Regions from separate parts of the Homo sapiens genome. Here all the other regions are linked to region 1. The links are chromatin loops, found by intact Hi-C in ENCODE. Cell type or tissue: PC-9. All regions are shown on one strand. Each heading gives the region's core, and the rest is flanking DNA. Links, peaks and the distances in the headings are about the cores only.

The links. Peaks named below come from ENCODE experiments on the same cell type or tissue, not always from the same donor. Only the 100,000 strongest peaks of a DNase experiment are listed, where the experiment ranks them.
Region 2: a loop joins it to region 1, with 2.1 times the contacts of the local background. A loop is called at or near these places in 2 of 110 quality-filtered maps.
Region 3: a loop joins it to region 1, with 13 times the contacts of the local background. A loop is called at or near these places in 2 of 110 quality-filtered maps.

What each region holds. Positions count from the first base shown.
Region 1 is chr1:41,510,150-41,520,260 of GRCh38, reverse strand. It overlaps HIVEP3 (HIVEP zinc finger 3), which reads left to right. Exons shown (of 9, transcript NM_024503.5): 7 at 1,773-1,859; 8 at 6,511-7,445; 9 at 8,995-10,111. The coding sequence ends at 9,810. Among named protein-coding and RNA genes, the nearest start is that of EDN2, 31 kb to the right of the region's middle. RefSeq lists enhancers at 1,454-1,503, 6,733-7,233 and a silencer at 3,909-4,088. In PC-9, for the core only: CTCF peaks have their summits at 3,983 (motif pointing left) and 6,651 (motif pointing left); DNase peaks (open chromatin) are centred at 4,010, 4,930 and 5,680; H3K4me3 peaks cover 1,113 bases; H3K27ac peaks cover 3,013 bases.
Region 2 is chr1:41,348,893-41,359,003 of GRCh38, reverse strand. No RefSeq gene overlaps it. Among named protein-coding and RNA genes, the nearest start is that of FOXO6, 7.5 kb to the left of the region's middle. In PC-9, for the core only: no CTCF peak of the experiment used is centred there; a DNase peak (open chromatin) is centred at 5,063; H3K27ac peaks cover 1,171 bases.
Region 3 is chr1:41,378,758-41,388,868 of GRCh38, reverse strand. It overlaps FOXO6 (forkhead box O6), which reads right to left. Exons shown (of 3, transcript NM_001291281.3): 2 at 6,661-7,253; 3 at 5,279-6,659. The coding sequence ends at 6,188. Among named protein-coding and RNA genes, the nearest start is that of FOXO6-AS1, 8.1 kb to the right of the region's middle. RefSeq lists an enhancer at 819-1,799 and a silencer at 6,583-6,632. In PC-9, for the core only: no CTCF peak of the experiment used is centred there; DNase peaks (open chromatin) are centred at 5,188 and 6,268; H3K4me3 peaks cover 3,283 bases; H3K27ac peaks cover 1,505 bases.

The DNA of each region.
Region 1 (10,111 bases), core at 858-8,857:
CTGCTGCCCTTGACTTGGACACCTCAGGGAATCCCAGCTTAAGGGTCCCCCATTAACCTCTTAGCAAAACCCTAAATATTTCTTCTAATTCTAGGAATGATTAAGAAGCACCCTTCAGTTCATCCATGGGCCCTCTCCCTGGTCACCTATCCATCCATCTCATCTAATTGTTTTCCTGTTCATTTATCTGCTCATCCTATCTGTTCCTACCATTCTCCCATTTGTCCTCCCACCCATCCAACTTCCCATTCTTTCATCCTTCTGTCTGTACTCTCATGCATGTAATAGTGCATGTATCCATTCATCCATCCAACCAGCCATTCTTCCATTCTTCCATTCATCCACGTCTCTGTCCTCCCATCCAGCTCTCCATCATCTCATCTGTTTATTGACCCATTCTCCATCTATCCTTCCATTTGTTTTCATCTACTCACCTATCCTCCGTCTGCCTATTCATCTCCTTATCTGCTCATCTAGCGTTCCATCCTTCTGTCTATCCTCTTCCTGTTCTTCATTCTCTTTATATTTCCTTTATCCACTTTATCTATCCACGCACCAATCGCTCTATTCATCCACTCCAGGAGGCTTAGCTCTTTCCATTCTTCTCTCCTCCATCCATCCATTCAAACTTACCAATTCATTAGACTAATGGGACAGAGCACCTGACTCAGGGAACTTATGACTTATGATGTTAATGACCATATGGAAATATAGCCATCCCCAGGGCAACAGTGAGCACATCACGGTTTGGGAGTAGCTGCTGGGCCCAAAGGAATATCCTGAGGCATCTGGCCTGTGTTCTTCTGGGGCAGGCTGGGATGCTCTGCCTGTCCTTCCTAGAACGCTCCTGTCCACAGAGCTGTGTGGCCTGTGAAATGTTGTGCACCTGTTGGGGAACTGAAGCTGTTGCTACTGTTCCCTGATTCCACAGAGCTGCTGCCTCCACTCTTCAGCTTGTGGGCTGGACCTACAACTTGGGGCAAAGTCAGCCTCCCCTCTGAGGGCTTTGTAGGCATGGAGCAGGACAGAGGCCTTGCCCAGGCCTTCCCTGAACCACCCTGGTCCTGTGTCTGCACTGTAGATTGGCCTGGGGAAACTGAAGGCCCAGAAATGGGACTTCTCTATGGAAACCAAGCTTGGGCCCCCAGCCTTGTGGCTCCTGAGTCCCTGGCTAGTAGACTTCCCTACTCTCACCTTCTGCCCTCTCGCCATGCCTAATATTAAATTTGCCCTGGTTTCTCTACCTACACTTTAGAATTCTGCCCTGTGAGCTGCCCTAGAGGTGTCCTCAGCCAGAAGGGCATGCTCAGTCCTCACCCGTCATGCCGGTCAATGGGAGCCTCCCACGTCATCCCACACTTGAGATGGCCAATAGTCCTGCCTGATGAGTGTCACCAGCTACTAGGGCCAGACTTAAATCAGAAGCAAAAAAAAAAAAAAAAACCTATTGCACTTGAGTTGTCTTTTAATTTCTTTTTTGTTTGTTTTTTAACCAGCATCTCACTTCCTCATTATACTGTCTGTCCCCTCACAGCCCTCGCCCACCCCACCTAGCTGCTGTGCACTGCCCTGAACAGCAGCTGTGGCTACACTTCTGGGCCTGAGCACCGGGGCAGAGGGATACCCCAGCTCCTGCCCAGCCCTGCAGCTGGCAGGGCCTTGACTGGCCTGAGAAACCATGGCCTGCCGGCCAGGTGCTACCTCCATGAGCCCTGGGTCCGCCCTGGCCTCCTGCCCCATAGCAGAGCCTAAGTATTCTCGTTTCTTTCTAGGGAATCTGACTAAGCACATGAAGTCGAAGGCCCACAGCAAAAAGTGCCAAGAGACAGGGGTGCTGGAGGAGCTGGAAGCCGAAGAAGGTAACAATTGCCAACCTTCTCCGTCCCCTTTCCCCTTGTCCGCTTTCCCTATCCTCCTCCACCTTTCCTGCTTGCCTTCCCTGCTTCCTTTCTGTCTGCTTTGCCCCATTCCCCCTCCTCCCCTCTCTCCCTCCAATAGCTTCACCTTCAGTTCTCCCAAGTATCAGACAAAGGTTAAATTCCCTGAATGATCGAGCCACCTCCCCACATGCTGATAGGATATGCTCTGCAGCCCTAGCTATCATGCATTACCATCTGCCATGCAGGTGGAGCGCCTGGCACCCATGGGTGCTCAGTGAATGTTTACTGAATAAATGCACACAAGAGAACTTACAGCCAACGTTGATTGAGTGCCCACTATGTGTCAGGCGGGTTCTAAATGCATGCCCTGAATTATCCCAGCCAACCCCTCATAGTGACACTGTGGGACACATACTCTCCGAAGCTCCACACCCACACTCCTGCCTACACACTCTGGCATGGGCCTGACACATGGGCCTTTTGGAGCTAGGAGAGTTTCAAAAAAGCCCAAACCAGACCTGACAGCCGCTTGTCACCTCCCAGCCCCATCCCCGTACACACCCCGGCCATGGTGGTCAATCCCCAGGAGGCATCTTAGAGTCAGTCTCTGAGAAGACAGGGCAGAGGAGTCGAAGCCAGTGGGTCTGGCTGAGCACTGCCCAGCCTCAGCAGTCAGGCAGGTGGCCAGAGGGGCTTTGGTGGTGGACGGCAGTCCCTCCAACAGAAGGAGGCTGGAGCCATCTCGCCAGCACCAAGCAAAGCAGGAAGCATACTGATTCCCTGAAATCAGCCCCAGGACTTAGAGTGTGACAGAGAGGAGTGTGTATGCACGCACTGTGTGTCTTGTTCTGTTTTTGTTTTTCCAATTTGGGGATGTATTTGTGGTCTTACAAAAAAGAGTTAAGTCATATTTCCTTTTAGGTGGAATAAGTCATTTTTATAGAGGAGAACACAGTGAACTTGGGGCTGTTCCCCCCCAAAGCTAGAATGGGGTTCACTATGCTTGTCAAGGATACACTGGGCCATATGCACATGTTGTCTCATTGAGTCCTCAAAACAGGTGGCAGAAACTTGTGTCACTCATGTTAAGTCAGGGAAGTCAAAGCTCAGACAGGTAAAAATAGCCCAAGGTCACACAAAAACCCTGGCTGCATGCCAGTCCACTGCCTGGTGGGCTGGACCAGGGGAGCCTGAACCTAAGCCAGAGCCCTCCCCTGAGGTCCCTGCCCTGCCCCAGCCTCATTTTCCCAGTGGAGCAAACGAGGATGCTCAGAGCCACTTTTCGGAGGACGAAATCCATGCATTCATTCCAGAAGTAATTACTGGGCACAGTCTCTGTGCCTGGCTCTGTTCTGGGTGCTGGGGGTTCCGCAATAAATAAAACAGCTCCTGCCCTCAGGCAGTCGGCATGGCAGGGGAGCTGGGCAAGGAACGATGGTGGAGTAGAGCAGGGGCCCTGCCTGTGAAGCCAAAGAGAAAGCAGAAGAGCCAAGTGAGGGCTGGGGCCCGTGGGGAGGGCCGCTGTGCTAGACAGGGCGGTGTGAGCAGAGAACCCACCCGGAGGAACCGGGGTCAGGAGCCACGTGGGGTCAGGGAGGAGCTCTCCTGCAGAGGGAGCAGCAGGTGTGGGGTCCCCGGGGGCCACGGCGCTTGGCCCGCGTGCTGGAGCCCGCTGGACGCGGGGGCAGCCGGTTCAGAGAGAGCTAGAGCCTGAGGGCTGAAGGGCATGGGGGGGTGCCCTGGAGCGGAGGAGAGAGGCAGGGCGTCCTCTGGCCTGTGCCGTGGGCGCGGGGAGCACGGGTGTGCTCAGGAGGTGGAAAAGCGGCGGGATTCTGGGGAGGTTCCGGAGGGAGAGCCCACAGGCTCAGATGACCCCATATGGGGCAGAAGAGAGGGGGAAGAACGAAAAGGAGCCATGGAGGACTCCAAGGATTACGGCCCAAGAGACTGAAGGATGGAGTTTCCACTTCCCGCGACGAGACAGATGCCGGGGGGAGCGGCAGGAGTTCGTGTCTGTGGGACGCGAGGTGGCGCGTGGGAGAACTGCCTGGAAGGAGCCAGGCGCCCCGGCCCTGCCCATGGTGCTGGCCAGGCTGGGCGCTAGCGCCACCGTGTGGCCTCTCCCAGCGGCGCCCGCCGCGCGCTCAAGCTCTCTCATTTGTGGAGCGTTGGCCTGGATCCCAGCAGGGGCGGGGCCGCCCAGCCAGGGGCATTCCCTCAGCGCCCTGCAGGAACGCAGATGTGGAGGCCCCGGCCAGCCCCGAGCTGGGCAGGGGACTCTTGGCTTCCAGCATTCATGCACTGAGTGCCCAGGACGGGCCATTACCCCCACTGGGTCTCAACTTCCACATTAGTAAAGAGGATCTTTAGGAGCCCTCCCTGCTGGACATCAGGAGACGCTGGTCCTGACTCTCCTTCACTCCTAACACTACCCCTGTGACCTTCATCTGCAAAATGCTGACAATCCCACCCCAGCTACCTGCCTGCTGAGACTGGGGGGACAGGGTATCATGGGATGACAGGAGCTGAAGTTTATTGGGTACTTACTGTGTGCCAGACCCTCACAGTCCTCTGAACAGCTTCCTAGAGTGCTTTTATTGCTACCCAGTTTACAGATGAGGAAACCAGACACACAGAAAGTAAAGTATCCAACGTCACACAGCAAGGAAGTGGTAGTGCTGAGATTCAAACCCGACCATTCCCTGCTTCTTAGTGCAGCACATCATTTTTAAACTGTCAGCGTAATAATGCAAGGGCTGTAAACCTTAGTTCTGACTCAGCCACCAGCTCTCACTGGGTCATCTGTGCCTGGATTTTGCTGTATGTAAATGAGGGGCAGGGCCAGGTGAACAGGTGTTGAATTAGGCCCCTCCCAAAGTCCTAGGCAAGGGAGGTAAATGCCTGGGGCATAACTACAAAGTTCACCCCCATCCCCAGCCCTGCTCTCATCCTAATCCTTCATTCCTCCTCTGGTCTCATCACCCTGCCTCTAGCCTCAGGGGCCTCCTTTTGCCTGCCAGCCCCAGCTCCACCCCATAGCTTTTGACCTACATCCGGCTGAATGCCCACTTTTGTCCACTTTGGACATCTGACTGCTGCATATTGAGTGACTTGGAAGTGCTAGTTCCGGGCTTTCTGGCCCCGGGGCAGCTGGGCATGGTTGAGAGCCAAAGCCTAGCTGCCCCAGCGGCCTGAGTCAGTTTCTGTGCCAGCCCTCCTGGTCAGGTGGGTGCAGTACTGATATGTGTGAGCGATGGGGCTGGCTGGCCAGCTCAACCCACCTGTCAGCAACCTCACTCTGCAGACCAGAAACAGGTTCCAATGGTCTAGTGATGGGCCAGCGAACAGGCCAGATGTTAGCGGAGCTCTCCCCAGCATCCGGATTGCTGTCCATTTCAGAGATGCCCAAACTAGACTCCTGACATGTTAGAGGTGACCCGACTGGTTGGGGTCATCCCAGAGGAATCAGACCAGGAGGCTAGTATTCCAGAGCCCTAACCCCCACTTTTAGACTCTATTCAATAACTCTGTCATTATTCTTATAGTCTGTTTAAGGAGTGCAAGTGACCTAAATGTCCAACAATATCTGAAACAAGTATCACAATTTTGTTTTTTGTTTACTCTTGTGAACAATTGCTTCCAAGTCACTCAACATGCAGCAGTCAGATGTCCAAAGTGGACAAAAGTGGGCATTCAGCCACATGTAGGTCGAAAACTATGGGGTGGAGCTGGGGCTGGCAGGCAATGGGAGGGCCCCGAGGCTAGAGGCAGCCTGGACTTCAAAAGGGCAGTGGCTCCTCAGATAAGAGCGTGGCTGGGATGGGGACCTGCTCTGCAGCCTGAGGCCAGCTTAGTCAAGCCGCCCACAGAGGCCAGAGTCCGCCACCTGCCAGATGCCATTGTGCCAGCCACCGGGAGCCTGGTCACCGTGGCAGATGTGTGTGTACACTGACCACGGATGGCTCTGTGCTGCTGGACCAGCCAGTGTGACTGCCCTGTCCTGGAATAACAGATTTCATCATTAATGTATTAATATGGTAGCTATAATTATTTTTAAGCCCTCAATATGTGCCAGGCCTTCATTTTAGTCCTCCTAGAAAACCTGGTGAGGTGAGACCATCACATTCATTCGACAAAGGGGGAGACCAAGCAGAGCAAGGTGGTAAGTTGCCCATGGTGAAGCCAGCACTGAGATGCTAGTGAAACAAACAAACAAACAAACAAACAAACAAAGACTGTCTTCTTTGCTATGGCTCAATCCCAGCCCTACTGCTGTCTTCCATGGGCAAGTTACTTACTTTCTCTTACCTCAGTTTCCTCATCTGTAACATGAGGATGAGAACAGTACCAGCTTCACAGGATTCTCTGAGGTCTAAATGAATAAATATACCTAAAGCTCTCAGAACTGAACATTGCACATTCTAGGCATAAGGGAATTATTGTTCATTATTATTTACAAAGCGCTCCCATATCTGTTACGTTTCTTGGTTGTCCCAACAATCTTGTGCCCTTGCGATGGCTATTTTGCCCAGTCAGCAGGCAAGGAAACTGGGGCTCAGAGAGGAGCAGCCGTGTGGGCAGTGGGGCCAAGGCCCAACTGTGACCTTGGGTCTTCTGTGTTTGCCCTCAGGAACCAGTGACGACCTGTTCCAGGACTCGGAAGGACGAGAGGGTTCAGAGGCTGTGGAGGAGCACCAGTTTTCGGACCTGGAGGACTCGGACTCAGACTCAGACCTGGACGAAGACGAGGATGAGGATGAGGAGGAGAGCCAGGATGAGCTGTCCAGACCATCCTCAGAGGCGCCCCCGCCTGGCCCACCACATGCACTGCGGGCAGACTCCTCACCCATCCTGGGCCCTCAGCCCCCAGATGCCCCCGCCTCTGGCACGGAGGCTACACGAGGCAGCTCGGTCTCGGAAGCTGAGCGCCTGACAGCCAGCAGCTGCTCCATGTCCAGCCAGAGCATGCCGGGCCTCCCCTGGCTGGGACCGGCCCCTCTGGGCTCTGTGGAGAAAGACACAGGCTCAGCCTTGAGCTACAAGCCTGTGTCCCCAAGAAGACCGTGGTCCCCAAGCAAAGAAGCAGGCAGCCGTCCACCACTAGCCCGCAAACACTCGCTAACCAAAAACGACTCATCTCCCCAGCGATGCTCCCCGGCCCGAGAACCACAGGCCTCAGCCCCAAGCCCACCTGGCCTGCACGTGGACCCAGGAAGGGGCATGGGCGCTCTCCCTTGTGGGTCTCCAAGACTTCAGCTGTCTCCTCTCACCCTCTGCCCCCTGGGAAGAGAACTGGCCCCTCGAGCACATGTGCTCTCCAAACTCGAGGGTACCACCGACCCAGGCCTCCCCAGATACTCGCCCACCAGGAGATGGTCTCCAGGTCAGGCCGAGTCACCACCACGGTCAGCGCCGCCAGGGAAGTGGGCCTTGGCTGGGCCGGGCAGCCCCTCAGCGGGGGAGCATGGCCCAGGCTTGGGGCTGGACCCACGGGTTCTCTTCCCGCCCGCGCCTCTACCTCACAAGCTCCTCAGCAGAAGCCCAGAGACCTGCGCCTCCCCGTGGGTGAGTTCCTGCCCCTGGTGGCTGGGCCGCTTCTCCCCTGTGGGTGCAGGGGTTGCAAGTTCACACCCTCCTGGGTATCACACCTGGAACTAAACAGCTCTGCCAGCTCAGTAGTTATTAATAATTTCGCAAACATTTATTAGGCACCTACTGTGCCATGCACCATGCTGGCTGCCCTAAATCAGCTGGCTTATTAAACTTTATTTTAGCCTCAGAAGCACAGAGCATGGACTCTGGAGTTCATGGGAAATGGGTTCTACCACGTATTAGTCCGTTCTTGTATTGCTATAAACAAATTCCTGAGACTGGGTAATTTATAATGAAAAGAGGTTGAATAGGCTCACAGTTCTTCAGGCTGTACAGGAAGCGTGGTGCCAGCATCTGCTCGGCTTCTGGGGAGGCCTCAAGCAGCTTTTACTCATGGCAGAAGGCAAAGCGGGAACAGGCATCTCACATGGCAGAGTGGAAGCAAGAGAGAGAGTTGGGGGAAAGGTGCCACACGCTCAAAATGCCAGATCTCATGAGAAATCACTATCTGGAGGACAGTATCAGGCCCTGAGGGATCCGTCCCCATGACCCAAACACCTCCCACCAGGCCCACCTCTAACACTGGGGTTTACAATTCAACACGAGATTTGGGCGGGGACAAATATCCAAACGATATCATATCACTTGCAAGGGGTGTGGCCTTGGATGAGGTTGTAAATACTCGTGCAATTCCCCATCCCCCACCCCATCCCCATCTGCCTGTGTTCTTTGAGCAGATGGCACAACTTAACCAAAACCATCACCATCTCCAATATCACTGTCACCAGTGCTCTCAGAGACACCACAACCAATATCATCCTTGTCAACCATCAGCACTATCCCCATGGCCAGCACCACCACTGTCACCATTGCACCAACACACCACTGCTGCCACCCCATGAGCACAGTCACCATCCCTGTCCCCTCAGCTGCCATGACCCCTCCACCGATAGCACCATCATTGTCAGCTGACCCCCTTCCGACACCTTCTCTGTCCCCGTGTTGCCATGACCCAGCCCTGTCACTCCTGGAGGAACACTGATCTAGGAATCTTTCCTTGATTTTTAATTTTGGGTTCACATTCAAATTCCTGGAGGTAGCAGAAGGGCAAAGAGCCTCAGGTGGGAACTCATGTCCAAGAGTGAAGCTGGGTGAAGACCATTTTAGGAACAGGACAGGCAGCAGACCCACATAGAGGCCAGGCTCATGGGTGACAACAGGGCCCCACGTCGCTCAAGTATCCCCTCCTTTGAAGACAGATATGCTGGCTAGAGGCATGGAGACCATGGGGCCTGAGCATACTCATGGTCACTGTCGAGCTGGAGATGGCCCATTCCAGAGATGGCAGCTGGCTCAGCATCTGTGGGCAGGGAGTCAGGAACTTGGTTCTGGGCTCAGCTCAGCCGGGACCCTGGACTCGCTCTGTGATCTTGGGCGAGTCCCCCTCCCACTTCCAGGCCTCGGCTCCCCATGTGCCCAGCATGTAACCTTCACCTTACCTTGTCTTGTTTTCTGACCCCAGCAGAAGGCCGAGTCCCGAAGTCCCTCCTGCTCACCCGGCCCTGCTCATCCTCTCTCCTCCCGACCCTTCTCCGCCCTCCATGACTTCCACGGCCACATCCTGGCCCGGACAGAGGAGAACATCTTCAGCCACCTGCCTCTGCACTCCCAGCACTTGACCCGTGCCCCATGTCCCTTGATTCCCATCGGTGGGATCCAGATGGTGCAGGCCCGGCCAGGAGCCCACCCCACCCTGCTGCCAGGGCCCACCGCAGCCTGGGTCAGTGGCTTCTCCGGGGGTGGCAGCGACCTGACAGGGGCCCGGGAGGCCCAGGAGCGAGGCCGCTGGAGTCCCACTGAGAGCTCGTCAGCCTCCGTGTCGCCTGTGGCTAAGGTCTCCAAATTCACACTCTCCTCAGAGCTGGAGGGCGGGGACTACCCCAAGGAGAGGGAGAGGACCGGCGGAGGCCCGGGCAGGCCTCCTGACTGGACACCCCATGGGACCGGGGCACCTGCAGAGCCCACACCCACGCACAGCCCCTGCACCCCACCCGACACCTTGCCCCGGCCGCCCCAGGGACGCCGGGCAGCGCAGTCCTGGAGCCCCCGCTTGGAGTCCCCGCGTGCACCGACCAACCCCGAGCCTTCTGCCACCCCGCCGCTGGACCGCAGCAGCTCTGTGGGCTGCCTGGCAGAGGCCTCTGCCCGCTTCCCAGCCCGGACGAGGAACCTCTCCGGGGAACCCAGGACCAGGCAGGACTCCCCCAAGCCCTCAGGAAGTGGGGAGCCCAGGGCACATCCACATCAGCCTGAGGACAGGGTTCCCCCCAACGCTTAGCCTCTCTCCAACTGCTTCAGCATCTGGCTTCCAGTGTCCAGCAACAGACGTTTCCAGCCACTTTCCTCGAATCATCCCACTTCCTCAGCCCCATCTGTCCCTCCGTCCAGGAGCTCTCACGGCCCCATCTGTTGTACCTTCCCATGTATGCAGTTACCTGTGCCTTTTTCTACACCTTTTGTTGCTTAAAAAGAAACAAAACAAATCACATACATACATTTAAAAAAAAAACAACAACCCACGAGGAGTCTGAGGCTGTGAATAGTTTATGGTTTTGGGGAAAGGCTGATGGTGAAGCCTC
Region 2 (10,111 bases), core at 1,274-9,273, 160 kb after region 1:
TTATTGCTGCTTTTGTGTGTACATACCTTCCCTTCCTACTTTGCCCAGCTCATACAGTCCCACCTGCTCTTACCATGCACACACTCACAGCCGCTCACACATGTAGGCTCACTCACAAGCACACTCGCCACGTGCCTCACGCTTGTGTCTCAATTACACAGACCCATGGTTTCTACCTACAGTTCCCTTGACCACCAGCTCTCACCCTTCCCCGCTCCCCCAGGCTGGCTCTCAAGCTCCCATCCACCCTCCCTACCACGCCCACATTCATTTCTGTTCACAAACAAGCCCCCACTTGCTTCCCCTTTCATTCCTCGTTTTTCCACATGCAGGCACATATTCTTCACTCACACCTCCCTGGACACTGGAACATGCTCGCATTCCAGTGCACGCGCACTCACTTGCCCACAGGCAGGTGGATGTGCGCGTTACCCACTCAACTCGTGCTTGGATCACAAAACTTGTACACATACACTCAAACAATCCCAGCGCATGCCTCAATACCTCAGCTGACTCGCCCACTCCCAGTGAGGAGCACACACCACACAATTCTCCCAACACACACTGCCATCGGCAGACACCCCCCACCCGGGGCTAAGGTGGCACTCCCCTCGCCCTCAAGAGACTGTCTCCTCCCTGTCACTTCCCCTCCTCCAGTCTCAGCTCCCCAGCCCCTCCCAGCGCTCAGAATAGCCCCTGCCACCACTGCTGCTGCCACCGCTGAGCCATCAGGGCCCGCCAGAGCCTGCTTCCCAGTGCTTGCTGCCAGCTTTCCCGGCTCACTCAGGGCAAGTGAGGACAGGAGGACGCGCTTCTCTGAGGCTTGATGGGCATAGCTGCGCTGCATCCCCAGAGCCCACCTGGAAAAAGTCAGCCATCCTGGGATTGGCTGCTGCCACTTGCTCAGGACCTGTGTGCCCTGGTCCTCATACCCCCGGCTGAAAGCAGAGAGGGCTGCCTCTCAGAGAAACCCAGGTCTGGGAAGGAAGAGGTTTGCTCAAGGAAGTGCAGTGAGTTGGGAACAGAGCCAGACCACAATCAACCCAATCATTCCTAGCCCATCATGCAGGAGCTTGAGAAGACCCTCCCCTAAACCACATGGTTATCAAGAACCCCCACCCTGCCAGCACTGAGCAGAGCCTGGCTGATATTTAATGCCACCGTTGCCAGGAAAAAGGAATAGCACAGAGATGATGTCTGGGGACACCTCTGGAGGGGAGGGGAAGGGGCTGGTGACCAGAGGAGGCCTCCAGGGGCAGAAAGGGGGAGTGTCTGCAGAAGCCAGAGGGGATATCAGGACAGCTGGGAGCGCCTCCAGGACAGGCTCAGGCCTGGCCCCTGCAGGGACAGTGACAGGGAGTGGGTGGGGCTGAGCTGAGGAGGCTCAGCTGAGGGGGACAGTGCAGCAATGCAGCCCCTATAAGAAGACCCAAGGCCCCTTCGGCGGCCTGCACAGACCACAGACCAGGCCTGGGCAGAGAGTTCTGCTGGCTCTGGGGAGGCAGCTTACAGCAGCGACTGCTGGGTGCCCAAGAACATGGAGCCCAGGCCCAAAGGACCTTGTACCTTCCTTGTCCAGGAGGCTGTACCACCACTGGCAGGGTAGAGAATCACTGGCATAGTGATTAAGAAATGAATGCCAAAGTGAGCTCCTCTTACAGGCCAAGCCCATTCTGCACACCATCCCATTCAATCCTATATTCTTATCCCCATAAGGTTCCCCAAGCACTCACTAAGTGCTGGCCCCTGTGGAGCACCTGACAGGCATTACCCAAAAGAATCAGACTCCTAGGAGCAAGAACTGGGCACATCTCGTTCACTGCTGTGTCTCTGGGGCCTAGAGCAGAGGCTGACACAGAGGAGACCTTCTGTAAATATCTGTTGAGTGAAGGGATGTGAAAAGAAATCACAACCACCTGAGAGGCAGAAAGTATTATTCCCATTTTCTGGATGGGGAAAGTGAGGCTGAGAGAAGGGAAGTGAGTAACTTACTTCCCTGGAACTCAAACTAGAGTCTGGGTTTGCTCCTTGCATAGCACCGCGGGGCAGGGAAAAAATGAGCTTGGGGCAAGTAACTTCCCTTTTCTAAGTCTCAGTTTCCTCATCTGGGAAATGGGAATGGCTGCACTTACATCAAGATCCCATATGTGAAGTGCCAAGCACAAAGCCCTGCAAAGAGTATGTCAAACATCACATGTCCTTCGTCCTCCTCCTCTGCCTTGGGTTTGTCCTGATAGTCTAAATTTCGGCAGGACCACACCTGGGAGCTAAGATGCCTGTATGTCACCCCCCTTCTGTACCATGGGAAGGAGGTATATTAATTTGTTAGCACTGCTGTGATAAAGTACCACAAACTGGGTGGCTTAAAACAATAGGAATTTATTGTCTCACAGTTCTGGAAGCTAGAAGTCTGAAATCAAGGTGTTGGCAGGACCACACTGTCTCTGAAGGCTCTAGGGGAGAATCCTTCCTTGCCTCTTCTAGCTTCGTGCAGTTGCCAGCAATCCTGCATGTTTCTTGTCTTGTAGACGCATCATTCGAGTCTCTGCCTCGGTCTCAACATGGTGTTCTTCCCCGCCTGTGTCTTCACATGGCAATCTCCTGTCCATCTCTGTATCTTTCCTATTCTTGTAATGACACCTACCATATTGGATTTAGGGCCCATTCCATTCTAGAATGACCTCATTTTAACTTAGCTAATTATATCTGCAGAGACTTTATTTTCAAACAAGTCTATATTCTGAGGTTCCTGGAAAGGCAAGAATTTTGGGGGGCCACTATGGAACCCATTGCAAGAGATGTAATAGAAAATGTGTAGGATTTGGAGACAGGCAGGTCCAGATTTGAATTCTGCCTCCTTCACGAAGAAGCTATTTGACTTTGGCCTTCTCTGAGTCGTCTTGTTTCTTACCCTGTAACGTGAGGACAACAACCTCGACCTCCCAGGGTTGTTGCAGGGAAAAGATAAGTGATGATTTGATGGCAGTGCCCGGCAGAATAAGACCTAGTATCTCACTGTGGCCTCACTGCCTGCCATGTCCTGCCCAAATGTCCTCTCCTCTGGATTGTCCTGTCCCCAGGGCCTCCAACAGTGGTGTGAAAACACTGGGCTGCAGTATTCTGCTACTGGCCCTGCTCTTGGCTAAGTCACTTCTTTCTGGAACTCTGTTGCCTCATCAGTCAAATGGGTGGAGGACCTAGGCAGATACTCTCGAAGCTTCCATCTGAGGGTGATGTTCACAGAGTCTTGAGACCTCCTTGCAAAATACTAGTTTGGAACTCTAAAGACACAACCATCACTATAAGAAGTCACTGAAAAGGGAGTGAGCTTTCTAGGAGAAAGCTACCCCTTCCAGCTTCCCTCCTCCCACCAGGCCCTCCCAATCCCCACCAGGCCATGGAGGCAGTGGACCTTCCCAAGTCAGTAAGCCTCCACTTGTGAGGACCCCCCAGACTTGCTGCTTCTCCCCTTGGCGGCCATAGCCCCAGCACTGGTAGGTGACTGTGGAAGGAGGTAGCTAGTACCAGCTCCATTAAGGACCCACTGTGTAGCCATGGAATGGTTACTTACCTCAGTTTCCCCATCTGCAAAATGAAGATCACATCTATCCCACTCCCCCAGAGGAGGTACAAGAATAAAAGGAGATAATGAGGTAGGGAAGGAGCTATGTGGCCTCTGAAAAATTGTAAGTATTTCTCTCTCTGGCTGACAGCTTGGCCTTGCCCTGTGTCCTCTAGATGCATGGCCAGCGTCACCACCTCCTCAACTTGACTGTTGGTCTCAGGGCCCCACCACACAGGGAACCCTGGTAGAGAGGCTGGCGCCTCCTGGTGAATTAAGATAATTAGAACAACCAGCCCTGCAGAAGTGGCTGACGGAGGGAGGGAGGAAAGGCCTCCTGTGTGCCAGGCACTGTGTTGTGTGTTCCATCTTATTTAATCCTGAAAGCCACACTCTGGAGTAGCCACAGCTATTCCCATTGCAGATGGGGAAACTGAGGCAGCACTCCTGAGGAAACTTCACAGTGCCATTGTGAGAATGATAATAATAATGACTGCTATGGTCGAAACGTTTAAGTCCGCCCCAAAATTAATATGTTAAAATCCTCACCTGCAAGGTGATGGTATTAGAAGGTGGGGCCTTTGTGTGGTGATTAAGTCTTGGGGCTGGAGCCGTTATGAATGGGATTTGTGCCTTTATAAAGAGGCCCTAGAGAGACCCCCTGCCCCTTCTGTCATGTGAGGTTGGACCAAAAAGTCAAAGTCTATGAACCAGAATACAGGCCCTCACCAGACACTGAATCTGCCAGCACCTGGATCTTGGACTTTCCAGGCTCCAGAAAGGTGAGAGGCACATTTCTGTTGATTATAAGCTACCCAGTTATAGCAGCCCACGTGACTAAGACAATGACGAGAAAATAATGTATCAAAGCACTTACTAAGTGCACCCTTTATGCAAAGTGAGTCCCTGGCTCTCACTTGATCCTAAATTAATCCTAGAGCCTGGGATTATTTTAGAAGGGACAGCAGAGGCTCAGAGAAGTAAAATAAATTTCCCCAGGTCACAGAGCCAGAACCTCAGCCCATATTTTCCAGCCCCGAAGCCAACGCTTTCATGGCTACAGCTGCTTTCTCTCACCTGGTTGCTGCCTGCACAGGTGGGTGTTGCCAAATAAGTGGGGCACAGACTTCCCAGGCCAAATGGAGCAGACAGGTTGGCAGAGAGGGGGCATGCCCTCTTCTCCCCTTTGTGTTGTGTGAAACATGCTTAGCCCACACCCTTAACTTCTACTTTTAATTACTGCAATTTAATATTTGGGTTAGAGTAAGTGAGGACAAGCCAAAAATGTGGTCCCCACCAATGCTGTCATCCTACCCTTTGTAAACTCTCATCAACCAGCCGATAGTCCCTCAGCTGGTCTGACCGCCCTGGGACCTGGTTCCGGCCCCAGGCTGCTTTGCAGTCACTTCTCTGCTGCTCCTCTGGGTGCTAGGCATGGCCTGAGCAGGGCCCCACCACTATGACCACAACTCTTACCCGCAGGGCCCAGGCCAGCCACGTGTGCCGCCCACATTCTCTCTGCAGCTGCCGTTCAGAGGCCCTCTCACCCAGTAGAAAGACCTCATGCCGTGCGTGCTTATCCTAGGCCTACCTGCCTAACATGCTTTTCCTGAACCTTCATTTTTATCTCCTGATCTCCTGGCCTCTGTCCCTTAACATGGAGAGTGCAGGAATTGAGCCCAAAAGGCTTGGGTTAGAATCCCGGCTGTAACTTGGTGACCTTGGACATTTCATTTCCCTGAGCCTCAGTTCCTTAGCAGTAAGACAACACTGGCGTTGGCAGCAACAGCACAGGACTATTGTGAGGATGATAATAATAATAATAATAATAATGACAGGCTGGATGTGGTGGCTTATGCCTGTAATCCCAGCACTTTGGGAGGCCGAGGTAGGTGGATCACTTGAGGTCAGGAGTTCGAGACCAGCCTGGCCAACATGCTCACGCCTATAATCCCAGCACTTTGGGAGCTCGAGGTGGTGGGATCACTTGAGCCCAGGAACTCCAGACAAGCCTGGGCAATGTCCCTACAAAAAAATCAAAAACTTAGCCAGACACAGTGGCCAGTGCCTGTGGTCTAGCTACTCAGAAGGCTGAGGTGGGCCGGGCACGGTGGCTCACGCCTGCACTTTAGGTGAATCCCTGTCTCTACTAAAAATACAAAAATTAGCCAGGCTGGTGGTGGGCGCCAGTAATCCCAGCTACTTGGGAGGCTGAAGCAGGAGAATCACTTGAACCTGGGAGGCAGAGGTTGCAGTGAGCTGAGATTGTGCCGGTGCACTCCAGCCTGGGTGACAGCGAGACTCTATCTCAAAAAAAAAAAAAAAAGAGACAAAAGAAAATAACAATAATATTTCTCAAGAACATATTAAGTACAGCCTCTGTGCTAAGTGATTCCATGGCTCTCACTTGATCCTTCATCAATCAGGAGAGGTTGGCATTATTTTACTGTCATCCCCATTTCACAGATGAAAAGGGGGAAACAGAAGTTCCTGGCACATAGTAGGCACTTGACAAGTGCTGATTGTTTCTATGGCTTTTGGTTTTTCAACCATCTAAATTCATAAATTAAACCAACTATTCTCAAGCTGAGCTAGAGTACACAGCAGTTGTTCCTACCTGTGGCATCTGTAGGTGTCTGGCTTGCTCAGTGACTCTAGCTTGGCAAACGGATTGCCCAGGCTGGCTCCTTGTTCTGAGATATCTCATCCAAAGATCTCATCCATCCAAACTCATAAAGAGCCTATGCTGGGGTCAGGAGATGTGGGCCCCTGGGCCAACTTGACCAGTGTTTTACTTAACTCCTCCGAGCCTCAGTTTCCTCTATTTATGTTGCAGAGAAGAGTAGTAGGAGTGGCACATAATAGGTGCTTCTAAACTTTTGGCTCCACAACCTCTCCATATGCCTTAGTCATTTGCATGAGATATAATTAAAGACCAATTCAAAACACTGACCAGCCAAACACAAAAGGGAGCCATTAACACAGTGAACAAATCAATAGAGAGGGGGTGGGTGAGCAAGCGCTCTCCTGATGTCACTGGATGGGCCCTCCGTCCCCACATTGCAATGTGTGCAGATATGCTACCTTCTTGCCTGCTGGGAAGCACAGAGTTAAATCTTGTATCAAACACAGGAACTATTCTAAGTGTAGGTTTGTAGTTCATTCTCTTTTCCCGTTGTATTACAAAGTTCTTACTTCTTTTCCTTACTTAATGGTTGTATTTTTATTGTATGTGTCATTTTATAAAAATCAGAATCTACCCAAATCCCTTTTTATGGAAGTAGAGGCATAAATGATGAGGGAGGAAAAGTAGTACAGATACAGGAAGTCAATCCACATACAGGGTGAGACAGAACTCAGGCAGCTTTCTCACATCCCTGACCAACGCCTTTGAAAGTCAGCTTGTCTGTCACCTCTTCTAAGAAGCCTCCTTGGATCACTTTGGATGATGCCTTAGGTTTCTCCAGAGAAACAGAGCCAACTGGAGATAGATTAAACAGATTGATTGATGAATAGATAGATAGATAGATGATAGATAGATAGATAGATAGATAGATAGATAGATAGATAGATAGATAATGAGGAAACTGGCTCACACAATTATGGAGACTGAGAAGTTATGGAGGCTAAAAAGTTCCACAGTCTGCCCTTGCAAGCTGGAGGTCCAGGAGAGCCAGTGATATTGTTTCCAGCCCAACCCCAAGTGCCTGAGAACCAGGGGAACTGCTGGTATAAATGCCAGTCCAAGGGCAGGAGAAGACCGATGTCCCAGCTCAAGCAGCAGGCAGGCAGGAAGGAGACAAATCCTCTCCTTCCCTCCTCTTTGTTCTAATCAGGCCTGCAACAGTTTGGATGATGCCCACCTACATTCGGGAGCTCAATCTACTTTACCGAGTCCACTAACTCAGAGGCTAATCTCATCTGGAAACACCCTCACAGACACGCCCAGAAATAACATCTCATCTGGGCACCCCTTGGCCCAGTCAAGCTAACACATACGAGAAACCATCACAAATGTATCAGTCAGTCTTCCTATGTTCCTGGTGTATGCTTCTTGTTCCCATTCTCTGCTGTAATTTTCTGTTTCCAGGCCTGTTTATAGTCTGTGAGTTTCTCTAGCCAGGGTCTTTGCCTTGCTCATTCCTCTGTCAGGCCCAGTGCAGGACCTGAATGGGAGATGGGAGGGAACAGGGAAAGGGAATATAAGAGGCTTCACAGAGGTGAAACATTTGAGCTAGGTCTTCCAGTAATTTCCTGAGCACCTATTATATGCTGGGCATGAAGTATCCAAGAATAAGAATGCCATATCATTAAAAAAATGTATGTAGGCCAGGCACAGTGGCTCACACCTGTAATCCCAGCACTTTGGGAAGCTGGGGCAGGTGGATCCCTTGAGCTCAGGAGTTCGAGACCAGCATGGGCAACATGGCAAAACCCTGTCTCTACAAAAAATACAAAAATTAGCCAGGCTTGGTGGTGCGCACGTGTGGTCCCAGCTACTTGGAAGGCTGAAGTGGGAGGATCACTTGAGCCTAGCAGGTCACGATTGCAGTGAGCCACTGCACACTCCATGCTGGGCAACAGAGCGAGACCCTGTCTCAAAAAAAAAAAAAAGAGTACATAAAGGGCCTCCCGTAGTGACAGGCACATGATAGGAACTCAGGAAGTGACAGCCATAGTTGTAATAGGAAAACACTGAAGGTCATCTGAAGGAGATTGTGCTGTTGGCACAATTACACAGAGAAAAACTACGCAGCCCTCAAAAGTAATAAAGTAGACTTCTATGGACTAACACAGAAAGGTGGTTCTGAGACAACACTCAGGAAGAAAGGAAGTGATGGAAAAGTCACAGTGCCTATTGCATGCTAGGTAACATGTGTCATATGATTACATGACTGTAAATACTACACATGTGCATTATATTTGCACATATATATGCACACATATAGACATTTCTGGAAGGATTCCCCAAATCTGTTAAGAGTAGTTAGTTCCAATCAAGAGTGATATTGTGGATTGAGGAAAGCCTCCCCTTTTACTTTATATAGTTTTATATTGTTGAATATTTTTATAATAAATTTAAAAATACTGAAGGGAAAAAGAAGAGTTGCTAGAGAAGGCATGTACTTGAGTGAATAATTAATGAATGAGTGCCCCAACCAGAGCCTCGGTGAAAAGTCCAGTGACTTGGTGCCAAGTGTGTGGTCCAGCAGCCTGGCCTTGTGACTTCCACCGCCCCAGGACAGGCCTGATGAGTGCAAGGGATAGGAAGACATGGAGTCTGATGGAAAGGGCCTTGGAGAAGGTCCCAGGGTCCCACAGAAATCAGAGGTAGGGGAATTGGCCTCCCCTGAGAAGGGATGTGACTTGGGACCCCTGTGGAGCCACAGGGGTGGCCAGAGCTGCCTGAAGGTCAGCCGTATGTACTCAGGAGGTTGGTCCTCTGCCAGAGCTGGGCCCTGATGGAGTCATGAAGACAGCACCCAATGCTGTGAGATAAAGAGGGAGCCTTGGACATCACTGAGCCAATGCCCCTCCTCCGTGTGGGGAGGGGGTCAGGCACATGGGCAGGGGCAGAATTCAGGAATCGTGATTTGGAGTAGCTGATTTCCCAGGCTCCCGCATGGCTCCCCAGCAGGGAGAGCAAGAGTCTTAGAGAGAGAGACAGGTGGTTTCGGAGCTTGACACCCACGCTGTGAGACCCTAGGGCCTCAACTGCCTCCTCAGGAAAATGGAAGCAATAATGCCTCTCTTGAGGGTAATTGTGAGAGCTGGATTAGGTACGAAGGTGGCCAAAGGAAGTCTCTAACTGAAGTAGGACTTAATCCATGGTGTTAAGATGGGCATGAGGGGTGTCTTTAGGAGGGGGTGGGAATTCATGGATAGGGACAGGGTAGCTGGGACTTTGGACTCTGGTCTTTAGGTCTCATGCATTATATACCTCAGAGAGTGAAATCTACACTCAACCCCGGCAGTGAAGAACTTGGTCTGGAGTCAGTCTCCAATGCAAATTCCATTCCCTCACTTCTAATCATATGGCCTCTCCAGGCATGAGATCCTTCATCATAAAAATGGGGATAATAGTAGTTTCTACCTCACAGGCTTGTTATGGGAATTAAATGAATAAATGCTTGTAAATTACCTAGTACAGTGCCTGACACTATTAGGGGTTGTAAGGCAAAGAGGCTCAAATCTTTTCCACCTGAGAGAAAAAGACCCAGAGTTCCCAGTGGACCTCAGGCTGTGGCTTGGAGAAGAGATTGTCAGAAGGAGGAGGTGTCTGGCTTTGGCAACCACAGTGTGGAGTGGTGAAGAGAGCAAAAGCCTAAAAGTCAGACAGATTCAAGCAAAATACCAGCATCTCTACTTTCCAGCTGTCCTTCTCTAAGCCTCAGTTTCCCTAACTAAAAAAGTTGATTTTTGTGCCTGTTCCTGCTCTACCAGATATATTAAAGTGGAACTCTAGGCTGGGCATAGTGGCTCATACCTGTAATCCCAGTGCTTCAGGAGGCTGAGACAGGCAGATCGCTTGAGCTCAGGAGTTTGAGA
Region 3 (10,111 bases), core at 1,383-9,382, 130 kb after region 1:
GGAGAAGGGGCAGCTTCACCTTTCTAATGTGCCTCGTGCACAAATACTAAACCTGGGATTCTTCCACTGACCCTGGCCCGGGGTGCCTGCCGCAAGCTGAGTGTGGACCTCAGGGAGCCCAGCCCTGCCTCTCTGTAAACACAGATCGAAACACACAGCTCTAGTCTAACCCTATCATTTACTTACCAAGAAACAGAGGGCCAGAGAAGGAATGGAGCTGGCTCAAGGCCACAGGGCAGGAGAAAGCTAGAACAAGGCTGCTTATGTCCCAGACTGGGGTTCTCACTGTCTTGCTGTCCTCGTTCACCATGCTGCCACTCAACGGTATTGACCTGGCTGGTGGGTCATGGCTAGGGCAGGGCTCTCCCCATGGGCAGGCCACAGGACCTTCAAACCCACCTGGTGGTCAGCCCAGAGGATCCACGTGCCTCCATTTGGGGGAACACAGCCTCTAGACGTGGGCTCCCACACTGCCCCACCTAAGATTGCAACTAGTATGTGTCCCTTGTTTTTATCCTTCTTAGTTTGCAGGGTACATGTTTTATGTTACTTTTTTAATTTAAAAAATTTAAACTTTACAAATCACAACCAGCAGCAGCAGCACGGCAGCCTCACCAGTTGACATCCCCAGTATCATCAGCATCACTATCCCCCAAAGTCATCGTCGTCTCCAGCATCAGGGTGTGACTGTACCCTGCCTGCAAATCCCCACCCCTTAAGCTGTCATGACTCCCTCACCCTTCATAAATGTCCCTGACATGGCCCAAGAATCAAGCAGAAATGGTCCTCTTCCACCATCCACATTTCATTTCTCACTCCTGCCTCGTCCATCCCTCCCTCACTATGCCCACGCTCATTCCAGGATCATATGACCCAAAGCCCTCCCAAATCTTTATCTCTCCCTGTTCCCAAGAGCGCTGGGCCTAGCCTGTCCTGCAGAAACTGCGGGCTGGGCTTTGGCCCTGGAGTCTTCACTGGGGCAGGCAGCCAGCAAAGGGAGCCGGGAGGGGAAGGAGGGGTGAGTGGGCCCCTCCTCAGGCTTGGTGCCCCACCCACCCAGCCGGAGGCCTGTCTGCCTTCCTGAGCTCATTAACTGCAGGTCACCGTTCAGCAGGAAAGACAAGGTGTGGGTTCTGCGGGCATTCATTAGCCGTGAGAGGAACAGTGTGTGTGAAATTAGCAGTCACCTGAGGACCTCGATAATTTCATAATTAGGAGGCCTAATGGCTCCAGCTCTGGATGCCAAATGACTTAACCCCTCACCTGCTGGGCCCCCAACCCCCAGCCCAAGGCTGCAGGGGAGGGCCTGTAGTGCCCTCTCTGCTCCAGTCCCCCTCTCTAGGGCCCAATAATGTTTATTTCTGCCTCCCCAGTGCCCAGCACAAAGGCTGGCACAGAGGGGGCATAAAACCAAAGTTCATGGAGTGAATGAATGAATGGATGAATGAATGAGCAAGTGTCTGAATGGGGAAAATGTTCCAGCCCCTGCTGCAGGTGCTCAGGGGAGGAAAGCTTTGGAAAGGGGTGAGGAATGGCTCTGCATCTGCCTGAGCAAGTATGCAGCTATGCACATGCTGGTCTGTGTGTGCATGTGCACGTTCGAAGCCACACACATGTAGGTCTATGGTGTCTGCTTCTAAGAACCTTTCCTGGGTCCATGTTCAAGCTCTGTGAACACACTCATTCTGCTGCCTCCTCTCTGAGAACAGGGGATGCTCTGTCATGGGGCCCAAGTGCCTCCCTTGATGCCATCCTCTCCTGGCACCACCTCAATAATGGTGACTCCAGAATTTCTATATGGGGGCATTCTTTAGGGGAGAAAGGCATTCTAAGGGGCTTACCTTGAACCTGTATAGCAAGTGCATTGTTTTTACCAAGACTGAATGTTTACTTGGGAGTCTGGGGTACTGGTGCTAATAAGAGTGCTGAAATCACACCCTTTAGCATAGGGGGAGCTGGTCAGGACAGCCTCCAAAGACCCCCCTCACCCCGCCACTTTTCTCAGCCTGGCCCCCCTCCTCCCAACCTTCCTCTGGTCCTTTGGAGGTGAAGGATGAGGTGGAGGGGTGGGGTCCTTGGGGCTCCAGGCTAGTGCAGGCCTTACCCAGTTTGGGACAATTGATTCTGAGCCTCCCTGACCCAGCCTCACTGTAGAGAGAAGGAGCTGAGTGGCGTGAGAGGGGAGGTCTATAAAGAAATAGGAGAGGAGGTGTGGGGAGAACAATCAAGGAATATCAAGGGAAAGAACGGAGGGGAAGGGGAAGAAAGGGGAGGAGGAGAAAGGATAGGAAGGAGGTGAGAGAGAAGAGAGAAGACGGGAGGGGAAGGGAGAGGAGGAGAGGCAGGGAGGCTGAAAGCATTATCAGCACTTAAAAAGCCAGCGGCTCAGTTCTTCTTTGGCACAAATAATGGCTTTTTATGAATAAATCATGTGTCAGACGCCTCCCAGGGAGTGGGCATAGAGGGGAGCGCGTCTGCTGGGCTCCAAAGCTGATGGGGAAGAGCCAGTTGCAGCCCCCCAGCCACAGGGGTGTTGCCCCCTTTCTCCTGATGAGACCCAGCAGGACAGAAGCTGTGTCTGGAATGATCCCTGGCCTGAGCCAGGCAGAGCTCGGTCAGAGCTCTGAGGTGGTCCCACTCCTCCCTGCTCATAAGCTGGGCTGGATCCCAGGGTCTGGAGTGTCCCTCTGCTCCCCTCCCCTCCGACAGACAGCAGAGCAGCCCAGAAGACACTCCTGGCAGGGGAACACCAGTGCTGGTGCTCCCGGAGAGAGCTTTGTGCCAAGACAGGCAGGCAAGCCCAGAGAGGAGGGTGTGCATGGCACATGTGGGGACAGAGACAGCACCTCACACAGGCATGGACTGCACAGCCCCGGCACTTGTGTGGGCACACTTGGAGGCAGATCCACTGTCATTCCCACCACACACACACGCACACACACACACACGCCCAGCCATGTGCACACTCGGCAGGGAGAACCTCAAGCACCACCCCACCTGCCCAGCACACTCACTAACCCCTAACACACACACAGACACACACACACAGGCCCACACAGACAGACACATATGGGACTACATGGAAACACACAGCCCTGCGCACACACACCAGCGGCCCACCCTCCGTCAGCCTAGGGTGGGGGCAGTTCTGCAGCCCATATGGAGCCCACACCCAGCTGGGCTGTCTCAGAGGCTGGCTGTAGGGTGGGGCTGGGGCATCTGTCCCAGGGGAGGGGCCATCAGCCTCTATGTGCTCCCCACTTGGCAGGGACACCCGCCATACCAGGTTGGGTCTCAGCCCCAACTCAGAGCCCAGAATCTGTGCGGATTCTACTGGCTCTGAGTTCCTCTGCTCCTCTGCTCTCAGCCACCTCATCAGAGGCAGTGGGGGCTGCACGAGAGCCTGGGTGTTGGAGGTACACACTCAGGGGCTCTGGCCCTTGCCAATAGTGTGACCTCACACAATAATTCCTATCTTATTTACTCCTCAAAACAAATGTGTGAAACAGGTGCTACTGCCCCATCTTTCAGACCGAGAAAGTGAGGCTCCAGAAGGCAAGAACATTGGGTATTCCTTTCTAGGACACCGTCCCCAATCCCCTGGGGTCCTGGTTTTCCTTCTCTTCTCCTCTCAGCCAGTGGGTCCCTCCTGTGCCAAGATGTTCATCAAAGCAGACTTGGACTTCCTGCTCTTCCAACTCTGCAATCCTCCCCCTCCCAAGCCATTTCCAACCCCTCAGTGACACCTTCTGTGTTCCTGATTCTTGACCTCCCTTTCCAGCCCAGACACCTTCTGGGCTCTGACCCCACTATGCAAGTGGACACCTCAGGGCCACTATGTTGCCCAGTGCCAGAGAATGTCATTTCACGCAGTGTGTATGCTCCTGAACATCCCTCCCTCTGCTCCAAATCCCAAAGATTCTCATGAACTATAGCTCAAATGAGCACATCAATTTCCCTAGGGCTCCTCCTGCTTTGGTGTGCCCCATCTCAAGGAATGGCCCTGTCTCCCCAGATACCCAAACAAAAACCAAGCATCAATTGATGCTTCCCTGTCCTTCATCCCCCAGGTCCAATCCACAACCAAGTCCCCAATGACTCCATATCCAAAGTAGATGTGAATTCATCCTTTCCCTTGCAGCCCCACTGTCCTCCCCCATAACTTGGTTTGAGCCACATCAGCACCTCTGGCTGGGCCACACTGTCCCTCTTCCACTGTTGAACCCTCTGGCCCATTAGCCTCCCTGCCATCAGTAATCTGTCCCTCTCTGAACTTTAGCCACACTCAACTGCTTTTGGTTCTGGAATCCACACACCTCTTGACTCTGGGCCTTTGAACATGCCATTTCATCTAAATCCCCTTCCCAATGCCAGTTCCTCCTACCAAGCTTAGCTGAGGCAGCACCAGTCCAGGCACCTTCCCTGACTCAAGTCCAAGATGAGTGCTGCCCCATCATTCATTCCCACGACAGCCCCCAGCTCCTCCTCCGATCAGCACAGCTTTGATCTATAATCGCCTATTTGCTGGCCTGTTCTCCCCAGGAGCCTCTAAGTTCCTTAAGAGTAGAGACTGTGTCCGTGTGGCTCTAGGGCAGCCCCAATGCTTGGTATAAGAACTTAACAGGTGCTCACCGAATCTTCCTGGAATGAACGAGTGCAGGACCTGCGCTGAACACTTTCCATACCTTTCCTCATGCCTGACAGAAGTTCATGAGATGGATGCTACTATTCCATGGTGTAGTCCAGGAAGACAAGGCTTCAGAGGCTGAAAATTTGCCCGAGGTCACACAGCTGGCAAACTGTAGAAAATGGATTCCAACAGCAGTCTGTGCACCTCAAAGGGATCTCTTTTCACCATCTCTACCCTCCTTCCCAAGTCATTTTCTCTCTCTGACCTTGTTTTCTCATCTGTACAATGGGAACAAAAATCGTGCCCAACACAGAGCCTGGCACTAAAGGTTCTCAGTAAATATTTGTGCATCCTCTCCCAATCTCTGAGGCTTATTTAGGACGCATTTTCCTGGGCCAAAACTTCGTGCATGCACATGTTCACAGAAACAGGTGCAGAGCTCGACGAAGCACATCTTCAGCACGGGGGACTCAGTAGGCGCTTAACCAATATGTGCCGGGCAGAGGAGCATTAGTTTAGCAAAGGCTGACGAGTACCCAGACAAAAAGCCACAATAGTGACTCAGGCACATGAACCCTCCCCCTGCCCCAAGTTCCCTGTCAATTATCCTCCGCCACCACTCCCCTTCCTCTAGCCCAAGGCGCGGGAAATATTTAAAACAATTTTATTCATGAAAATATGCTGTACAATGCACTCTACACAGCCTCGACACGGCACACACGCACACGCACACTCTGACGGCACGGCCACGGTACACTGCCTACGATACGCGCCGGGGACGCCGCGCCCACCGCCCGTCCCGGCCGGACACTTATAAATATGGGAGAAGGGCCAGAACTGGCGCGGAGAAAGGGGCGTCGGGGTTGGGGGTGGACGGGGCTGAGGCCCGCTGCAGAAGCTGAGACCAGTACTAGGGGGTGGGGGCGGTTGAAGAGAGGGACTGACTCCGACGGGGGAGGGGAGAAGCGAGGGCCGGCAGGGATGGGAGGGGGAGACTGAACTGTGGGGGTGGCGGTCGTCGGAGGGCGATTTGGGGGTGGAGGGCTGCTCAGGGTGGATGGATATAGGTAGGTGTGAGTTTTCCGCAGAGGGTTGCTGGCTTCGGGTGGGTGAGACTAAGACCAGTGGGAAAGTGTGTCAAGTGGGAATCAGATCCGTGTTTGGGGTGGGCGCGGGGTCACGGCTAGGCCTCCGCAAATGAAACTGAAGATTTGTAAACGCTCCCTGGCCCATCTCCTAGTTGGCTTCCCCGACCACCGTCCACACCAGGCGGCCCACCCCGCTCCTCCCTACTCCCAGCCAGCCTGGAATTCAGCCTCCTCTCCCAGGCTTCCTGCCCAGGAGAAGGGGGTGGATCTCAGGAGTGTGGGCAGGAGCAGTGGGGTGCCCCGGCCCCTCCCTCCCCTTCCCCGGCGGCCGGCCTCCGAGAGGGGTCCCTAGCTGGGCTGGGGCCGCCTCCTGGGGAGCTAGAGTCGGGGGCAGGGACCCGGGAATCAGGATGGGAAGACAGAGGCCCCCTGGGGACGGGACGGGGCGCCCGGAGGCGGGAGGCGGCCCTCAGCCCGGCACCCAGCTCTGGTTGGGGGGCGGGGCCCCGGCCAGGCCCGGCGGCGGCGGAGGCAGGGCCGAATCGAAGTTGAAGTCCATTTCGTCGCTGTCCATGAAGTCGTTGAGGATGATGGACTCCACGTCGCACTCGAGGCTCCCGCTGAACATGTCGAGGTCCAGGTCGGCCGGGAAGCGGTCGGGCGCGGCGCCCAGCGGCCCGGCGGCGGCGGCAGCGTAGGGCCCCGGCAGAGCGTCCAGCAGGAGGCCGCCGGGCGGGCCCCCGAAGGCGGCGGCGTGGCCCGGCGGTGCCAGGCCCGCGGCGCCCGCCTCGCCGGGCAGCGTCATAAGGCTGATGGGGTGGGCTAAGGCACTGCGCGAGGGCGCGGGCGGCGCGTACGGGGCCGCCCCTTTGCCGGGGTAGGCGGCGGCTGCGCCCGCCAGCGCCAGCTCCCCCGGCGCACCCAGCACCGGGCCGGGCCTGGGCGCGGGCCCGCGGCCCGTACGCGTCCTGCGCGCCGTCCAGCAGGCCCTCGGGCAGCCCCGCGCCGCCGCCGCCGTGCAGGCCCAGCGGGCCTCCCAGCTCGGCCAGGCGGGGCAGCTCACCCGGACAGCGCGAGCCCAGCGCCGGCGACAGCGCGCTGGCGGGGCTTGGGTACATGAGCGGCGATGATGGCGCCAGGGCCTCCAGGGCCTCGTCGTCCTCCAGCTCGGCCGCCTCCCCGAGCAGGGGTCTCCCGCCGCCGCGGAAGTCGGCCCAAGCCTCGTAGTCGTCGCTGGCGTGCGAGGCGGGGCTGGCGGCCCACTTGGCTGCGGCAGGCACCGGCCCCGGGGCGGGCGCACTCGGGGAGCTGTCGTCCGGGCTTCGCTCGGGCGCCTGCAGCTGCTTCTTCTTGCTCGCCTTGCCCTTGATGCGCAGGAACTTGGCCCCGTTGTCCATGGACACGGCCCTGCGCCGCGGGGTCTTCCCTGTCTTTCCGCCCTCGGGGTTCAGCATCCACCACGAACTCTTGCCGGTGCCCTCGTTCTGCACGCGGATGAAACGGGTGTGCAGCGACAGGTTGTGCCGGATGGAGTTCTGTGGCCAGAGACAAGGACGCGGGTGGGAGTCGGGGGGTGAGGAGGCCATGGGGAGAGAGGGGACGTGATGGAAAGAAGAGGGGGAGGATAAGAGAGTGTAGGAGGAGGAGGGAGATAGGGATGAGGATGAGGTAAGGGGGTTGGGAGAGGGAGGGGACAGGTGTAAGTACCGGGTTGGACAAACCCAGAGTACCCACCCTCTGCCCCAGAACTGCACCCCCCATCCCTCCCCACTCCCACACAGAGACTGCCCAGAGGGTGAGGCCACAGCTTTGGGCCTAGCCTTTCCCTGGGGGCATGGCCAACCCTGTGGGCTACTCTGAGCCTGCGGGGGGCCTGCAGCAGGGAGCAGGACCCCGTCTCCCCAGCTCAGCCAAGCCCCACGCGGGGCTAACCAGGCTGCCAGGGCCCCCAGCAGATTACGTAAGGGCTTATGCCGCCGCGGCTCATTTGTCCGCCCCCCTCCCTCTCCAGCCTGGCGTGGCGCCAGGAGCCCGAAAACCCAGGGCTCCAGAAATCAATCTCGCGGTGACTGATTAAGCCCTGTTTAGAACTAATTGCTCTTTCGTGTGTGGGGAGAATAAATTACCTGCTTTAATTTCGTGTCTTTAAAATGCAACTGCAGGTAGAGAAGACTGTTAACCCTTTGCTGGGAGGGCCTGGCCAGGGGAAACAGAGTAGGCTGGGGTCCCCAAGGTGGGTCCAGGCCTGAGACTTTTCGGAGGTATCACCCCAACTCCTCTTAGCTGCTGTGAACTCCACAGAGGGTTTGGATTCCAGCAGGCCCCTCAAAAGACATCCTTTTGCCACAGAGACCTCAGCCTTCACCCTCTTCAGTGCCCACCTTCAGGCCAGCCCAGCTCTCCTGCCTGCCCTTTGGGCTGCACCCTGCCCTCCTCTCCTGACCCACCTGCCTGCCCTCCAAGCCCCTTGCTGTTGGAGCCTTCTCAAAATCCCCACAGTGTGTGGCAAAGTCCCCATTCACACGCCAGAAGACCTAGGCTCAGAGAGAGGAATGGCTTGCCCAAGGTGGCCTTTTCTGCTGTCCCTCGGTTCCTCCCTGGGCTTCACCTCTGCCATCTCTCCATACATCCTCTTTTTAATTCTGCTGTGCCAGTCTCCAGTGCTCCCCATGTCACTGCCTGCTTTTGCCAGGCCTGTTCTGAGGACAGAGGAAGGCAGGAAGTCCACTGGCCCCACTGGAATCTGGAGTAGAACTTCTGCTGGGCCTGCGGCACCCCACCTCTGGGGCCTCCCACCTGGTGGCCTCAACTTCCTGGTCCAGGTACTGCTATGGAAACAGCAGGGGCTTGGGTATCAGAGGGTGGGACAGGATGCCTGGCTCTTTGGCTGCCTAGCTATGTGACCATGGGGTGTTTACTCAGTTTCTTGTGAGCCTCAGTGAACTACTCTGAAAAAGTGGGCTACATTCAGTAACTACCTCTTAAGGCTGTAAGATCATTACATGTGCATGAATAAGTATTTGCACACCAGGTGCTTATAAACGTTGGTTATATCCTCACTCTGGCCAGAAGCTCTCACCCCTTCGGTCCCCCAACAGACCTGCTGTTTCCATCTCTTTAACATCATGCCTTGTGTGCAACTGTGCTGGGCACCAACAACTCTGGGAAGCTGGCATTCTCCAATTTCATACACTAGGGACCGGAGGCCCAGAGGCATGATGTAACTTCCCGTGGCCCCACAGCTAGGCAACGATGCCCGGTACCACTCCAGCTCTGCCCAGCTCATGGACCTGCTCTTAACCTGTGAATCCACCCAGCCACACTCACAGCCACTGCTCTGTGAGGCTCTCCCTCCTGCCTCCTTCCCACCAGTCTCCTGGAGGAGGGGTCCTTCCTGCTGCCCAGGGTACCCTCCCACCCCTCACCCCCAGCTCCAGGCACTGATCTGACTCCTCAGGGCCCCAGGCTCCCTGTCTCTGGCACTTTCTGGCCTTTGAAGGCAACAGCTGGGACTTGCCAGCCTTGCCCTGCCTGGTTCTCTGGAGACCCTGAGGGGAGGGGAGCTGGGCCCCCAGGGAGCAGTGCTCCCTCAAGTAGATACCCCCTTCCTGTTCCCACCCCTGCACCTGGCTCCCCAGCCCCTCCCCAACACCTGTGTTCAGCCTCCTAGGAGGCCTCAGTTCTCCTCCCCCATAGGACTGTCTGGCTTACAAGAGGCTCCACCTCCCACCTCCCCATTTCTCCAGCTGGAGGTCACTCAGGCAACACCTCTTTATCAATGTCATTATGTCCTGGAGGAAGGACAGTACCAGGTACCAGCACCTAGCAAGCGCTTGCCCATTCAGCCCTGGGCACTCTAAGTACTTTATCAAATGTAATCATTAGATGAACTCCACACAAGTCAGGGATTGTGATCCCTATCTCATAACCGGAGAGTGAGGCTCAGAGATGTTAAGTGAGTTACCAGGGTCACACAGCTTAAGTGCTGTGCCATGTATTGATTTCAGGTTGGTGTTTTGTTTTGTTTTGTTTTGTTTTGTTTTGTTTTGTTGAGACAGGGTTTCACTCTAGCCCAGACTGGAGTACAGTGGCACGATCTCAGCTCACTGCAACCTCCGCCTCCCAGGCTCAAGTGATTCTCCTGCCTCAGCCTCCCAAGTAGCTGGAATTACAGGTGCGTGCCACTGCCACCCAGCTAATTTTTGTATTTTTAGTAGAGATGGGGTTTCACCACGTTGACCAGACTGGTCTTGAACTCCTGACCTCAGATGATCCACCCGCCTCGGCCTCCCAAAGTGCTGGGATTACAGGTTGGTCTTATTCTAAGTCTAAAGGATATCACATTCTGCCATGGAAGACAGAAACAGGTCTGAGAATCCCAAAGAATCTTAGG